3 separate regions of the Homo sapiens genome follow, and regions 2 and 3 are each linked to region 1. A link is a contact called in ENCODE Hi-C or POLR2A ChIA-PET data. All regions are on one chromosome and are shown on one strand. The core of a region is the stretch at or near the end of the contact, and the rest is flanking DNA. Distances in the headings are between cores, read along the strand shown. Region 1 holds the start of FAM32A (family with sequence similarity 32 member A). Region 2 overlaps KLF2-DT (KLF2 divergent transcript). Region 3 overlaps KLF2-DT (KLF2 divergent transcript).

Region 1 (4,982 bases), core at 1,858-4,357:
TTTTTTTTTTGAGATAGGGTCTTGCTCTAGTGCCCAAGCTAGAGTGCATCAATCAAGATCCTAAATCACTGCACCCTCGAACACCTACACCCAGGCTCAAGTGATCCTCCTGCCTTAGCCTCCCGAGGAGCTGAGACCGCAGGTGTGCCCCGCCACATCCGGCTAATTTTTTTCTTTTCTTTTTTTTTTTTTTTTTTTTTTTTGAGACGGAGTCTTGCTCTGTCGCCAGGGCGGAGTGCAGTGGCACGATCTCCGCTCACTGCAACCTCCGCCTCCCGGGTTCAAGTGATTCTCCGCCTCAAGCCTCCTGAGCAGCTGGGATTACAGGCTCGCGCCACCACGCCCGGCTAATTTTTTTTATTTTTAGTAGAGACGGGGTTTCACCATGTTGGCCAAGATGGTCTCCATCTCCTGACCTCGTGAGCCGCCCGCCTCGGCCTCCCAAAGTGCTGGGATTACAGGTGTGAGCCACCGCGCCCGGCAAAAAGATCGCCTTGCTTTTGACACAAAAGTGCTGGCAGCCCCCATCCCCTGGTACCAGAAGCCCCTCTGCACAGTCTTTTCCAGGTGTGGACGGATAATTAGGCAGTGACTTGCTGCCCCCTGCAGGTAAGACTGAGAAAGGCAGCCCCTGTGCCCTCCTTTTTCTTGTGTCCGGTAGATTTGGGGACGTTTGCTTCTCTCTTCTCCACCTCCTTTGCCTTCTCCCCACTACCCCACCCCCCGCCAGCAATTAAAAAAAAAAAGCCACCCTGGCACAATTTGGACAAAATCTATGAGAAATAAAACGTGCAAACGTGCATAACCTTGGACCTAGTAATTCCATTGGTTGCAAAAGTCAGCCAAGATTTGTGGGCACGGATTGTGTTCATTCATTTATCTAGGGCAGTATTAGGGCTGTTTCTAATTTGTTGGCTATTACAAATAAATCTGCAGTGAACATTCATTTACACAATTTTATATGGGTCTATACTTTCATTTCACTTGGGTTAAAACGTAGGAATCTAATTCTTTTGTCATAGTATAAGTGAATGCTTAATCTTTTAAAGAACTGTCAGACTGATTTCTAAACTGTTTATGCCATTTTACATTCACAACAGCAGCACGTTTGAGTTCCAGTTTCAACACATCTTCACAGATACTTGGTAGGCACAGCCTTTTTAAATTTTTCCCATAATAGTTTTTTTTTTTACTAGGTTTTTGATACAGAGGGAAATAGAGAAGAAACCAAAAATTCCGATAGTCCTCTGCTGACATTAAAAAGATATATTCAAGGGCCGGGCACGGTGGCTCACGCCTGTAATCCCAGCACTTTGGGAGGCTGAGGCAGGCGGATCACCTGAGTTCAGGAGTTCGAAACCAGCCTGGACAACATGGCAAAACCCTATCTCTACTAAAAATACAAAAATTAGCGGGGCATGGTGGTGGGCGCCTGTAATCCCAGCTACTCAGGAGGCTGAAGCAGGAGAATCTCTTGAACCTGGGAGGTGGAAGTTGCAGTGAGCCAAAATCGTGCCACTGCATTCCAGCCTGGGCAACAGAGCGAGACTCTGTCTCAAAAAAAAAAAAAAAGATATATGCATGTACACATCGTATGTAAGAAAACCGCACAGTACTGAAAGGATGAAAAGAAAGAAAGAAAGGGCCAGGGGTGGTGGCTCACGCCTGTAATTCTAATGCTTCAGGAGGACTGCTTGAGGACAGGAGTTTGAGACCAACCTGGACAACACAGCAATACCCTATCTCTATTGATTTTTTTTTTTTTTTTTTTTTTTTGAGACGGAGTCTTTGTCTGTTGACCAGGCTGGAGTGCAGTGGTGCGATTTTGGCTCACTGCAACCTCCGACTCCCGGGTTCAAGCGCTTCTCCTGCCTCAGCCTACCAAGTAGCTGAGACTACAAGCGCAGGCTACTATGCCCAGCTAATTTTTGCTTTTTGTGTTTTGTTTTGTTTTGTTTTAGTAGATACAGGGTTTCGCCATGTTGGCCACGCTGGTTTCCAACACCTGACCTCACGTGAACCGCCTACCTTGGTCTCCCAAAGTGCTGATTTAAATATATATGTACTTTTTTTTTGAGATGGAGTCTCTCTCTGTCGCCCAGGCTGGAGTGCAGTGGTGTGATTTCAGCTCACTGCAACCTCCGCCTCCCGGGTTCAAGCGATTCTCCTGCCTCAGCCTCCCGAGTAGCTGAGACTACAGGCGCCCGCCACCACGCCCAGGTAATTTTTTGTATTTTTAGTAGAGACGGGGTTTCACCGTGTTAGCCAGAATGGTCTCCATCTCCTGACCTCGTGATCCGCCCACCTCGTTTTCCCAAAGTGCTGGGATTACAGGCGTGAGCCACCGCGCCCGGCATAAAATAGATTTTTAATTGTTTTAACATACCACCAACCTTGTCACATGATATTGTCATTTACCTAAAGCTGAAAAATTAATGAATACTGATTAGGTTTACAAAATTAGGTTCAGCTATCCAGTGAACGCTCAAAATATGGCAATAAAAGAGAACGGGGGTGGTGGGGCGTGGCTCAGGCCTGTGATCCCTGCGCTTTGGAAGGCCGAAGCAGGAGGATCACTTGAACCCACGAGTTCGAGACCAGCCTGGACAACACAGCGAGACCCCATCTCGACAAAAAAATTTAAATGAAAATATTAGCCGCGCTCAGTGGCGCCCGTCTGCAGTCTGCTACTGGGGAGGCTGAGGCGGGAGGATCTCTTGAGCCCAAGGGTTCAAGGCTGCAGTGAGCCACGATCGCGCCACTCCACTCCAGCCTAGGTGACAGACCAAGATCGTGTCTCTAAAAAAGAAAAAAAAATCAAGGAGAGAGAACAGGTCACCCAAAAGTGCGCAAAACGCTCAAAAAGGGGTTGGGTTTCCAGCACCCTGTGTGAAGAATGGGAGACCGGAAGTGGGCGCCAAATTCGGAAGTGTGGCAGCAGATAGGAATCGAAGGGCACTCATTCGCTTGGCTCTCTGTCCCGCCCACTACCCGGAAGTGTGGCCCGGGTCCAGAACCAAGAGCGCATGCTCACCTTGTAGCTCAGCCAATCAAAGAGAAGCGAGGCGGCCATTCGGGCGGAAATAGTGTTTGCAAACAGGAAGTGTGGCACTCCAGCTACCGAAGCACTGGAGAGTGTCATGGAGGCCTACGAGCAGGTCCAAAAGGGACCCCTGAAGCTGAAAGGCGTCGCAGAGCTGGGAGTGACCAAGCGGTGAGGCCCGAGGGCCCGCGGGATTCCGTCTTCATCCCCCTTAGACCTTTTCTCGGGACCCCTGGCCCTGATCCTCCGACCCGCCGCCTCCTCATGTCTTTTTCCAGGAAGAAGAAAAAGAAGGACAAAGACAAAGCGAAACTCCTGGAAGCAATGGGAACGAGCAAAAAGAACGAGGAGGAGAAGCGGCGCGGCCTGGACAAGCGGACCCCGGCCCAGGCGGCCTTCGAGAAAATGCAGGAGAAGCGGGTGAGCAGAAGCAGAAGGCGGCGGGGAGGCGGGAACACCCGGCGCCGGGAGACTGGAAATTGGGGTCAGGGCTGGGACGCTCCGAGGGCAGGGGAGCGGTCAGAGGAGACCTTAATTACGGGGAGAGGATGCTGTACGTGAGTGAGAGAAGAGTCGCCCTCTGCCGGGGGAGCTCCAAGGATGAGAAGACCCCGCTGGCCCGAGTGGGCAGCAGAGGGGAGAGCTAGAACTGGCGTTGAAAGGAGGCCAGAGCTGGAGACCCGGGTTTGGATTCCAGTGCTGTGGCTTATTTGCCCTGCGACACTAGGCCAGTGACTTTCTTATTTCCGTGCCTCAAGTTTCCTCTTCTGTACGAGTCAGGGTAGTAACTTATTCTAAGAGGGTTGGGAACTTGAGAGGAAGTCATGAAAGTAAAAAGCAGTGCATACATGTTCAGTGGATGCCAGCTCTTGATATTAAATGGCCATGCTCGCCGCTCGAAGTCACCACAAAGTTTGTTTCCAAGACAACTTTGTTTGGCAGATTCAAACATGCTGTATTTTTTAAAAAATTAGTTATTTTTGGCGGGGTCAGAGCACTGCAGCCTCTGCCTCCGGGGTTCAAGCAATTCTCCTGCCTCAGCCTCCCGAGTAGCTGGGATTGCAGGCGCCCGCCACCACACCTGGCTAATTTTGGTATTTTTCGTAGAGATGCGGTTTCACCATGTTGGCCAGGCTGATCTCGAACTTCTGATCTCAAGTGATCCGCCCGCCTCAGCTTCCCAAAGTGCTGGGATTACAGGCGTGAGCCACCGCACCCAGTCTCAGCTGTTGATATTGAATGGCCATGCCCATGACGACTTTGTTTGTATTGTATTATAAGGCTCCGATAAATTATTTTTTCTTAACACCATAAATGTGTGCAGTGGAGAACAGAAGAGTTCACAGTAAGACAGAAACTGGGTCCATTATGCTGGGGAGAGGGAATAATCAGTGTAGGTCAGTGATTCTCACCTGGGGGTAGTCTCCACCCCCCTAAACTCCCACCCCGAAGCACATGTGGCAATGTCTGGAAACATTTTTGGTTCTCAACTGGGTTGGGGTGGGGACTACTGGCAACTAGTGGCTAGAGGCCAGGGATGACACCACACACCCTGCGATACACAGGACAGCCTGCCGCAGCAAAGAGTGATCCGGCTCCAAATGTCAGTAGCACTGAGGCTGAGAAACCCTAACCCTGGTCTAGGTGATTCTGTACGGTGACACTGGGGAAAATGGACCTTGGGGACAATTAACTCCTTACTCCCAGATCTAATTCAGGCATACAGAAAACACATGGATGCACTACCTCTGGCATGACAGACCTGAGTTTGACTCTGCCTCTACCACAAATTAGTGGTGTGACCCTGGGCAAGCCGGCTACCTATTACTTAAAGTAGCACTAAAGTCTGCCTCACAGGGTTGTGGTAAGGATTTAACAAGTCAGGCGGGCGGATCACGAAGTCAGGAGTTCAAGACCAGCCTGGCCAACATGGTGAAAC
Region 2 (4,982 bases), core at 1,902-4,401, 120 kb after region 1:
GGGCAACATGGCAAAACCCCGTCTCTACAAAAAAATACAAAAATTAGCCAGGCATGGTGGTGCACACCTGTAATCCCAGCTACTCGGGAGGCTGAGGGATGAGAATCACTTGAACCCAAGAGGTGGAGGTTACAGTGAGCCGAGATCACTCCATTGCACTCCAGCCTGGGCGACAGAGTGAGACTCTGACTCAAAAAAAAAAAAAAATGGTTAAGATGAATTTTAATAAATGTTATGTATGTTATTTTACCATTCAGGGGGTTGTCTTTGTTTTGTTTTAGAGACAGGGTCTCACTATGTTGCCTGGGCTGGAGCACAGTGGCACTGTACCGTACAGGACACCCTGTGATATGGTTCGTAGTCTCCAGGGGGGGAGAGAAGAATGACATTACTCCCAATATCGTGGGGAGTGTCCACCCCCCTGTGATATTGTTCATAATATCCAGTCCCCCCTCAATATTACACACGGTATCACGGGGAAGTGTACACACCCTACACACCCCCTGCGATATTGAGGGTACTATCATCTTGTCACTTCCTGGGCTCAGTGGCTCACACCTGTAATCCCAGTATTTTGAGAGGTGGAGGCAAGGGAATCACTTGAAGTCCAGGAGTTCAGGACCAACCAGGGCAACATGGAGTGCCCTCTGCCCTCCCCACCAAAAAATAAAAATAAATTAGCTAGGTGTGGTTGCTAATTATTAATATTATGTGTGATATCACAGGGGGGTGTACACACTCCCTGTAACATTGGGGGTACCATCATTCTGTCCCCCCTTTGATATGACGCACAATATCACTTGAGGGTGTACACACCCCCTACAATATTGGGAATACTATCATCCTGTCCTCCCCTGGATATTATGACCAGTATCACAGAGGGGTGTACATGCCCCCTGCGATATTGGGGGTACTATCATCCTGTCCCCCCCTGTATATTATGACTGGTATTATGGGGGGTGTACACGCCCCCTGCGATATTGGGGGTACTATCATCCTGTCCCCCCCGTATGACTGGTATTACAGGGGGGTGTACACGCCCCCTGCGATATTGGAAGTACTATCATCCTGTCCCCCCATCTATATTATGACTGGTATTACAGGGGGGTGTACACGCCCCCCGCGATATTGGGGATACTATCATCCTGTCCCCCCTGTATATTATGACTGGTATTACAGGGGGGTGTACACGCCCTCTGCGATATTGGGGGTACCATCATCCTGTCACGCCCTGTATATTATGACTGCTATTACAGGGGGTGTACACGCCCCCTGCGATATTGGGGGTACTATCATCCTGTCATGCCCTGTATATTATGACTGGTATTACAGGGGGTGTACACGCCCCCTGCGATATTGGGGATACTATCATCCTGTCCCACCCTGTATATTATTACAGGGGCGTGTACACACCCCAGTGACATTGGAGGTGTGATCATCCTGTCCCCCTTTGTATATTACACGTGCCATCACAGGGGGTGTACACAGTGGCATCACAGCTCACTGCAGCCTGGATCTCCCGCCTCAGCCCCCCAAGTAGCTGGGACTACAGGCGTGAGCAACCACACCTAGCTAATTTATTTTTATTTTTTGGTGGGGTGGGCAGAGGGCACTCTATGTTGCCCAGGCTGGTCCCAAACTCCTGGTCTTCAAGTGATTCCCCTGCCTCCCTCTCCCAAAATACTGGGATAACAGGCGCGAGCCACTGAGCCCAGCTCACCTTAATTTTTTTGTTGTTGTTTAAAACAAAAATCAATGCATACAGGCTGGGTACTAGTTATTTGGACAACTAGTCTCAAACTCCTGGGCTTTAGCCTGTAATCCCAAAACCCCATCTCTACAAAAAATACCAATAAAATTGGCCAGGTGTGGTGGTGCACAAATGTATTCCCAACTACTCGGGAGGCTGAGGTGGGAGGATCGCTTGAGCCTAGGAGGCCGACGTTGCATTGAACCAGATCACGCCATTGCCCTTCAGCCTGGGCAACAGAGAGAGAGGAGACTCCGTCTTAAAAAAAAAAAACAACAACAACAACAAAAAAAACGGCTGAGCACGGCCGCTCACGCCTGTAATCCCAGCACTTTGCGAGGCTGAGGCGAGCGGATCGCCTGAGGTCAGGAGTTAGAAATCAGCCTGGCCAACATAGTGAAACCCTGTCTCCACTAAAAATACAAAAAAATTAGCTGGATGTGGTGGCAGGCACTCCCAGCTACTCGGGAGGCTGAGGCAGGAGAATCGCTTGAACCCAGGAGGCGGAGGTTGCAGTGAGCCGAGATCGCACCACTGCACTCCAGCCTGGGCAACAAGAATGAAACTCCATCTCAAAAAATAAAAAAATAAAGCCAGGCTCAGTGGCTCACAACACCTCTAAGCCCAGCACTTTGGGAGGCCGAGGCGGGTGGATCACCTGAAGTCAGGAGTTCGAGACCAACCTGGCCAACATGGTGAAACTCCATCTCTACTAAAAATATAAAAATTAGCCAGGCATGGTGGCCTATGCTGTAATCCCAGCTACTCAGGAGGCTGAGACAAGAGAATCCCTTGAACCCGGGAGGCAGAGGTTGCAGTAAGCCGAGATGGTGCCACTATACTCCAGCCTGGGCGACAGACCAAGAAGACTCTGCCTCAAAAAAAAAAAAAAAAAAAAAAACAACAACAATGGGAAGCCTCTGAAACTCCCCTTCCCCAGGGGTCTCCGGGGGTCTCCACACTCCTCGGCTGAGTCAGCCTTCCTCCTGCAAACAGCCCAGGGTTCACCAAGTGTACAAGGCTGTCGTGGGCCCCATGCCCCTTCTCGCCACAGGCTTGTGCAGGCACGGGGCCGTCCCCGCTTGATTGCTAGGGGTTTAGCCAATATTTTCTTACGGGGCGCCCTTGCTGGGACACAGGTGCAAGTGTGACATCGTGGGCTGTGAGTCAGGCCTTGGCACTCCTTGCACGGCCGGCCGGCATGAGTCAGGCTGCATTTGCCCACTGTTCCTGTCTTTTCTCTTGTTCTGAACACCGCATGTGCCAGGCCTTCTGTGGGTCATCAGTCATTATTTTGGGTATGCAGCGCAGATCACTCAGGGACAGACTTCTCTGGGTCAGGGGAGCTGGGACTTTACTTATCAAATTGCAAATGTCCAACATACCCCATGCAGAACCAGTGACACGGAGAGAGGTTTCCATCCCAGGGCTGGGGTCGGGGAGGGTGTCGAACACCCAGTACAGCCCCCAGGGTTTCCTAGAAATGCAAATCACAGCTCTGAAGTGCAGCCTGGCCTCTTATGGTTAGACACAGGTTCACACCTGAGAAAGCTTGGCAACGTCTAGAGACATTTTTGGTCCTCACGACTCGGGGAGGCGCGTCGGGGGAATGCTATTAATTGTGGGTTTTGCCATTAAAAAAAAAGTAATGGCAAGGGCCAGGCGCGGTAGCTCACGCCTGTAACCCAGCACTTTGGGAGGCCGAGGCGGGTGGATCACCTGAGGTCAGGAGTTCTAGACCAGCCTGGCCAGTATGGTGAAACCCTGTCCCTACTAAAAATACAAAAATCATGGCCGGGCGCGGTGGCTCACGCCTGTAATCCCAGCACTTTGGGAAGCTGAGGCAGGTCGATCACGAGGTCAGGAGATCGAGACCATCCTGGCGAACACTGTGAAACCCCGTCTCTACTAAAAATACAAAAAAAATTAGCCAGGTGTGGTGGCGGGCGCCTATAGTCCCAGCTACTCCGGAGGCTGAGGCAGGAGAATGGCATGAACCCAGGGGGCGGAGCTTGCAGTGAGCGGAGATCACGCCACTGCACTCCAGCCTGGGCAACAGAGCGAGACACCATCTCAAAAAAAAAAAAAAAAAGTACGAAAATCAGCCAAGCATGATGCCGCGCACCTGTCATCCCAGCCACTGGGGAGGCTGAGGCAGGAGAATCGCTTGAACCCAGGAGGCGGAGGTTGCAGTGAGCCGAGACTGCAGCACTGCACTCCAGCCTGGGCGACGGCATAAGATTCCATCTCAAAAAATAATAATAATAATAATGGCAAGAACGGCAATGACTTTTGCACCAACCTAATAGTATCTGGTGGGTGCAGGCCAGGGATGCTACAATGCACGGGATGGCCTCTGCCACACAGATAATCCGGCCTCAAGTGCTGAAGTTGGGAAATCCTGCTTACCAGCCCCTGAAGAGTCCATTTCTCATCTCATGCCGGCTTACCCCCTACCACCTTTTTTTTTTTTTTTTTTGAGACAGTCTGGCTCTGTCCCCCAGGCTGGAGTGCAGTGGCACAGTCTTGGCTCACTGCAACCTCCGCCTCCCTGGTTCAAGTGATTCTCCTGCCTCAGCCTCCTGAGTAGCTGGGATTACAGGCGCGCACCACCACGCCCAGCTAATTTTTGTATTTTTAGTAGAGACGGGGTTTCGCCATGTTGGCCAGGCTGGTCTCGAACTCCTGACCTCAGGTGATCTGCCTGCCTAGAGCTCCCAAAGTGCTGGTATTACAGGTGTGAGCCACCGCGCCTGGCCTAAATAATTTTAAAATAGGTCAGTTGACAGTCTTCAGGCGGCAAGTTAGAGAAACACATGCAGGCAGATGCATGCTTGTTTGAGGCTGTAAAGTGTCCACATTGGGAAACTGGGGAGAAGATAGGAGAACTATGTAGGGGCTCTAGGTTCTGCAGCTGGCAATATTCTTCTATGTCCACTTCCTCCCATTAAAATTCGGCCTCCAGCCAAGTGGCCAGTGTCTGGGATATGTTATTGTGTCTGGCTCTGAGGAACTGGAACTCCTTCCAGTTCTTGAAGATACTTGGGGAGGGAAGATGCTTGGGGAGCATTTGTTTGGCTCCCCAGCCATAATGCACAGTATTGGCATGACTGGGGGTATGGATGGGGACACTGGGCATCCCCGATATGATGTGATGAGGAGGGCATGCTCCCGTCTTCTTCCCCAAACCCCACAATTCCTGTCTAACCACAAGAAAATGTCAAACACAGAT
Region 3 (4,982 bases), core at 1,525-4,024, 99 kb after region 1:
GTGACAATAGGCCCCTGGGCTGGGGCCGAGGGAAAGGAGTGACAGAAGGTGATGTCCCAGAGGCCATATCCTGAGGCCTCTCCCTCGATCCCGTGATGTTTCAGAAGGTCCCTCTGGCTGACGGGTGGAGAATGAGCTGTTGGGCCAGGGGAGAAAGTAGATGGCTCGGGTTGATTCCCCGGGCAAGATGAAGGTGGCTCGGCAGAGTTGGAGGGGGCTGGTGAAACGAGGAGGAATTGCAGGCTGGGCAAAGTGTTCCTGCAAAGAGCGGGCTTTGCAAGCCATAAGGTCTGTGTTGCAACCACTGAACTCTGCCTTTGTGTCCCCAAAGCAGCCTTAAGATGAGATGTGACAAATGGGCACAGGCATGTGCCATTAACTTTATTTATGGACACCAAAATTTGAATTTCCTAGAGCTTTCACATGTCACAAAATATTTTTCTTTTAATATTCTCCCAAATTTTATAAAATGTAAAAAGGCCAGCCCAGGCAACATAGGGAGACCCCATCTCTATGAAAAGAAAAAGAATTAGGCAGTCATGGTGGTGCACACCTGTGGTCCCAGCTACTCGGGAGGCTGAGGCAGGAGGGTGGCTTGGGCCCAGGAGGTTGAGGCTGTAGTGAACTATGATTGTGCCACTGCACTCCAGCCTAGATGACAAAGAGAGACGCCATCTATTTTTTTAAATGGTTAAAATGGTCAATTTTCTGTTATGTGTATACATATATATATGTGTGTGTGTGTTTGTGTGTGTATCTGTGTATATATGTGTGTGTGTATGTGTGTGTGTATGTGTGTGTGTGTGTGTGTATGTGTGTGTGTGTATATATATACTTTTTTTTTTGAGTCTGAGTCTTTGTCACCCAGGCTGGAGTGCAGTGGCGCAATCTCAGCTCACTGCAACTCTGCCTCCCGGCTTCAAGTGATACTACTGCCTCAACCTCCCGAGTAGCTGGGATTACAGACACCTGCCACCACACCCAGCTAATTTTTGTATTTTTAGTAGAAACAGAGTTTCATCGTGTTGTCCAGGCTGGTCTTGAACTCCTGGCCTCAAATGATCCGCTCGTCTCAGCCTCCCAAAGTGCTGGAATTGCAGGTGTGAGCCACTGTGCCCTGTCTGTTATGTATATTTTATCACAGTTTTAAAAGATAAATAAAACATTCCGAGCTTGAAAGCCGAAACACAGGTGGTGGGCTAGATGGGACCTTGGGGTCATCATCTGCTAATCACAGAGCAACCCAAACAGGTTGGCACTTGGACCAAAAGTGTGTGAGACCCAGACCGAGGGCCGGGTGGAACCCAGAATCACAGGGGATTTGCTAATAAGGCAAATCTGGGTGAGGACGCACCTGCTCCAGGAAGGGAGGTGGGGTTGCTCTAGCGACGATGAGCCTGGGGTCTAGGTGGCAGCAGCAGGCCAAGTGCCAGGCGCCCCAGGGATGGGGAAGGATTGATTGAATAAATGTTTAAAGGAACGAATGAGTGGATGCACAGGTGGATGGGGAGGGGTTGTGCTGTAACCACCATGAAACAAACTCCACACTTTGATGAGCCACGTGGAGAGGGAGTGGGCAGAAAGAAGAAACTGGAAGTTGGGCCGGGTGCGGTGGCTTATGCCTGTAATCCCAGCACTTTGGGAGGCCGAGGCAGGTGGATCACCTGAGGTCAGGAGTTCCAGATCAGCCTGGCCAACATGGTGAAACCCTGTCTGTACTAAAAATAGGAAAATTAGTTGGGCATGGTGGCACATGGTGCAGGGCTGAGGCAGGAGGATCGCTTGAACCCCAGAGGTCAAGGCTGCAGTGAGCCGAGATCGTGCCATTGCACTGCAGCCTAGGCAAGAAGAGTGAAACTCTGTCTCAAAAAAAAAAAAAAAGAAAGAAAAGAAAAAAGAAATTAAAAAAAAAAAGAAAATATTACCTAGAGTAAAAGAAACCAGACATAAAAGGCCACATATTGTACAATCCTATCTATGTGAGATGCCCACAGAGGCAAATCCATAGGGCCAGAAAACAGATTGGTGTTTGCCAGGGACTGGGGGTGGAGAAATGGGAAGTGACTGGTAATGGGGACAGGGTATCCCTTTAAGGTGATGAAAATATTCTGGAACTAAGTAGAGGTGGCGGTTGCACAACACTGCATGTATAAAATGCCACTACTTTAAAAATGGTTAATTTCATGTGAATTGCACTTTAATAAAAATAAACAAGTATTTAAAAATCCACCAATGCAAACACTTCTCTGTTCCTCTGTGGTGGAGGAAGGGACACGCGCTTTTTTTTCCGACCTTAGGAAGGAACAAGGGAGCCGGGGTCCCCTCCCAGCCTGGGAGCCCTGGGCACAGTCCCGGCTCATTTGTCAGAGCTATCGGAGCCGTCCTCGGGCTGGTGGGAGTTCAGGGCTCTGAAAGGTTTTCTGTCAAGGCTTGAAAGGGGGCCAGGTTTTTTTCCCCCCGGAGCCGCGCAGTCTCGGGGCTGTTGTTCTCAGCAATCGCAGGGCCTCGTGTTAGCAGGAAGCACAGCCAAGTAGGGTTTCCTGCGTGTTGGAGAGAGGAAGCTCCGTAATGTTCTGGGAGGCGATGGTTAAAAATAACTCCGGTATATAAAGACAGCGGAGGGTCCCCTTGTTCGCTCACTCGGGCGCCGGCCGGCTGGACGCAGGGCCGAGCAGGTGGTTTGGGGCCTCGGGAAGGCCAAACCCCCGCCTCTGGGCCCCTGGCTGGGGAAGACACCAGCCAAGTTCAGAGCCCCAAGTCGGCCTCACTTCCACAACTCAGCGTCAGGGACACCGTGGGCGTTTCTGTTTCAAAACGCTTTTCTCCAGCAAAGAACGTAACCTCAAGCTGCTGTCAGGGTAGAGGAATCCCTGCCCCCCGCCGCCACCCAGATAGGTTGGGCCGTGATTTTGGCTGTGCCTGGCAGTGACGATGTAGCGCACCCAGGCTGGGGGGCGCTGGCAGCCAGGGTTCAAATCCCGGCTCTGCCACCTAACGCTGGGACTCAGTTTCTCCATCTGTAGAATGGAACTAACAATAGCTCCTATGCTGTTGTAAGCACTAAACACAGAAGTTAAGCTTTGGGAGTTAGGAGGGTGTGACCTGGGAAATGGATGTCTGCCCTTTCATAAGCAGATTTTGTTTTGTTTTGTTTTGTTTTGTTTTGAGACAGGGTCTCACTCTGTCACCCAGGCTGGAGTGCAGTGGCAAGATCACGGCTCTCTGCAGCCTCAACCTCCCAGGCTCAAGTGATCCTCCCTCCTCAGCCTCCCAAGTATCTGGGACCACAGATGCACGCCACCACGCCTGGCTAGTTTTCTTTTGAATTTCAGTTAAGACAAGGTATCACTATATTGCCCTGGCTGGTCTCGAACTCCTGGGCTCAAGAGATCCCCCCATCTCGGCCTCCCAAAGTCCTGGGATTACAGACATGAGCCACTGCGCCTGGCCACAAGCAGATTTTTAGAGTTGTCATTGCCATCGGAACAGCTGCCCAGACAGCAAGAAGAGCAAAAGCCTGTGTCTGGGGTCAATGCCAGGGTTTGAGGCTTCCAAGCCTAGGTGACCCCACAACAGATTCAACACATACAAAAAGGATCACAAGGACATGTTATAAACATCTCGATGCCAAAATATTCAGTGACAGGGATGAAATGGACACATTCCTTGAAAGACACAAATTACCAAAGCTTACTTAAGAACAAATAGATCGGCCGGGCGCGATGGCTCGTGCTGTAATCCCAGCACTTTGGGAGGCCGAGGCAGGCGGATCACCTGAGGTCAGGAGTTTGAGACCAGGCTGGCCAACATGGTGAAACCCCGTCTTTACTAAACAACAAAAATTAGCTGGCCATGGTGGCGGCCACTGTAATCCCAGCTACTCAGGAGGCTGCGGCAGGAGAATTGCTTGAACCCCGGAGGTGGAGGTTGCAGTGAGCTGAGATCGTGCCATTGTACTCCAGCCTGGACAACAGAGTGAGACTCTGTCTCAAAAAAACAGAAAAGAAAGAAGAAGAAAGAGAAGGGGAAGGGGAAGAAGAGGAGGAATAAGAGGAAGAAGAAAGAGAAGGGGAAGGGGAGGAAGAGGAGGAATAAGAGGAAGAAGAAAGTAGAAAGAAGAAGAGGAGGAGGAAGAAGGAGGAGGAGGAGGAGGAAGAAGGAGGAGAAGGAGGAGGAGGAGAAATAGATCACCCGAATATCCCTGTGTCTATGGGATAAATCAACATTGTTGTAAAAAGAACTTCCTACAGGCCAGGCATTGTGGTGGGTGCCTGTAATCCCAGCACTTTGAGAGCCCAAGGCAGGAGGATCACATGAGGCCAGGAGTTCAAGACTAGCCTAGGCAACATAGCAAGATCCCATCTCTACAAAAAATATAAAAATTAGCTGGGCTTGGTGGCTTGTGCCTATAATCTCAGCACTTTGGGAGACTGAGGTAGGAGACTCACTTAACCTCGGGAGTTTGAGACCAGCCTGGGCAACACAGTGAGACCCCATCTCTACAAAAACATTTTAAAATTAGCCAGACATGGTGGGTTTCAATGGTGGCTTTCACTTCATAGGGGGCTTTTGTTCCAAAGTCGCAGGAGGTGGAATTCCATCAACCAGTCCCAGCTACTTGGGAGGCTGAGGTGGGAGGATTACTTGAGCCTAGGAGGTCAAGGCTGCAGTGAGCTATGATTGTGCCACTGCACTCCAGCCTGGGCGACAGAGTGAAACCCTGTCTCTAAACAAACAAAAGCCTTTCTACAAAGAAAACTCCAGGTCTGGATGGCGTCCCTGGTAAATTTCCCCTAAACATCTAAGGAAGAGAGAGCATCACTTTGATAGGTTGGTGCAAACGTAATTGCGGTTTTTGCCATGACTTTTAAGCAATTACGTTTGCACCAACCTTACACAAGGGCTTTCACCAAACTGAACAGGAAAGAAAGCTTCCCGACTGGCTTTATACCAGGGGCTGCTCCAGGCATGCTGGGGACTGT

Evidence for each region. Hi-C counts contacts between places; a loop is a spot of excess contacts on that map. ChIA-PET counts read pairs that join two places held with the same protein, here RNA polymerase II (POLR2A). Pooled maps may share reads with other maps.
Region 2: a loop to region 1 is called in a pooled map, with 2.1 times the contacts of the local background. The contact joins the enhancer-like site here to the promoter of FAM32A in region 1. A Hi-C loop is called at or near these places in 1 of 50 pooled maps. POLR2A ChIA-PET finds 5 or more read pairs at or near these places in 4 of 52 experiments (GM10248, GM12878, Panc1 and 1 more).
Region 3: a loop to region 1 is called in a pooled map, with 2.5 times the contacts of the local background. The contact joins the enhancer-like site here to the promoter of FAM32A in region 1. A Hi-C loop is called at or near these places in 2 of 50 pooled maps. POLR2A ChIA-PET finds 5 or more read pairs at or near these places in 4 of 52 experiments (GM12878, activated naive CD8-positive, alpha-beta T cell, naive thymus-derived CD4-positive, alpha-beta T cell and 1 more).

The regions. Positions count from the first base shown.
Region 1 is chr19:16,182,303-16,187,284 of GRCh38, forward strand. It overlaps FAM32A (family with sequence similarity 32 member A), which reads left to right and starts at 3,108. Exons shown (of 4, transcript NM_014077.4): 1 at 3,108-3,214; 2 at 3,322-3,463. The coding sequence starts at 3,141. RefSeq lists enhancers at 392-891, 2,115-2,750, 2,653-2,702.
Region 2 is chr19:16,299,245-16,304,226 of GRCh38, forward strand. The region is part of intron 1 of KLF2-DT (KLF2 divergent transcript); the gene reads right to left. Among named protein-coding and RNA genes, the nearest start is that of KLF2-DT, 23 kb to the right of the region's middle. RefSeq lists an enhancer at 2,932-2,991 and a silencer at 3,192-3,261. Within about 2 kb of position 3,152, at least 6 of the 41 ENCODE cell types and tissues checked have a DNase peak (open chromatin) inside an H3K27ac peak, as active enhancers do.
Region 3 is chr19:16,281,182-16,286,163 of GRCh38, forward strand. KLF2-DT (KLF2 divergent transcript) reads right to left here. Exons shown (of 2, transcript NR_186323.1): 2 at 2,178-2,540. Among named protein-coding and RNA genes, the nearest start is that of KLF2-DT, 41 kb to the right of the region's middle. Within about 2 kb of position 2,775, at least 33 of the 41 ENCODE cell types and tissues checked have a DNase peak (open chromatin) inside an H3K27ac peak, as active enhancers do.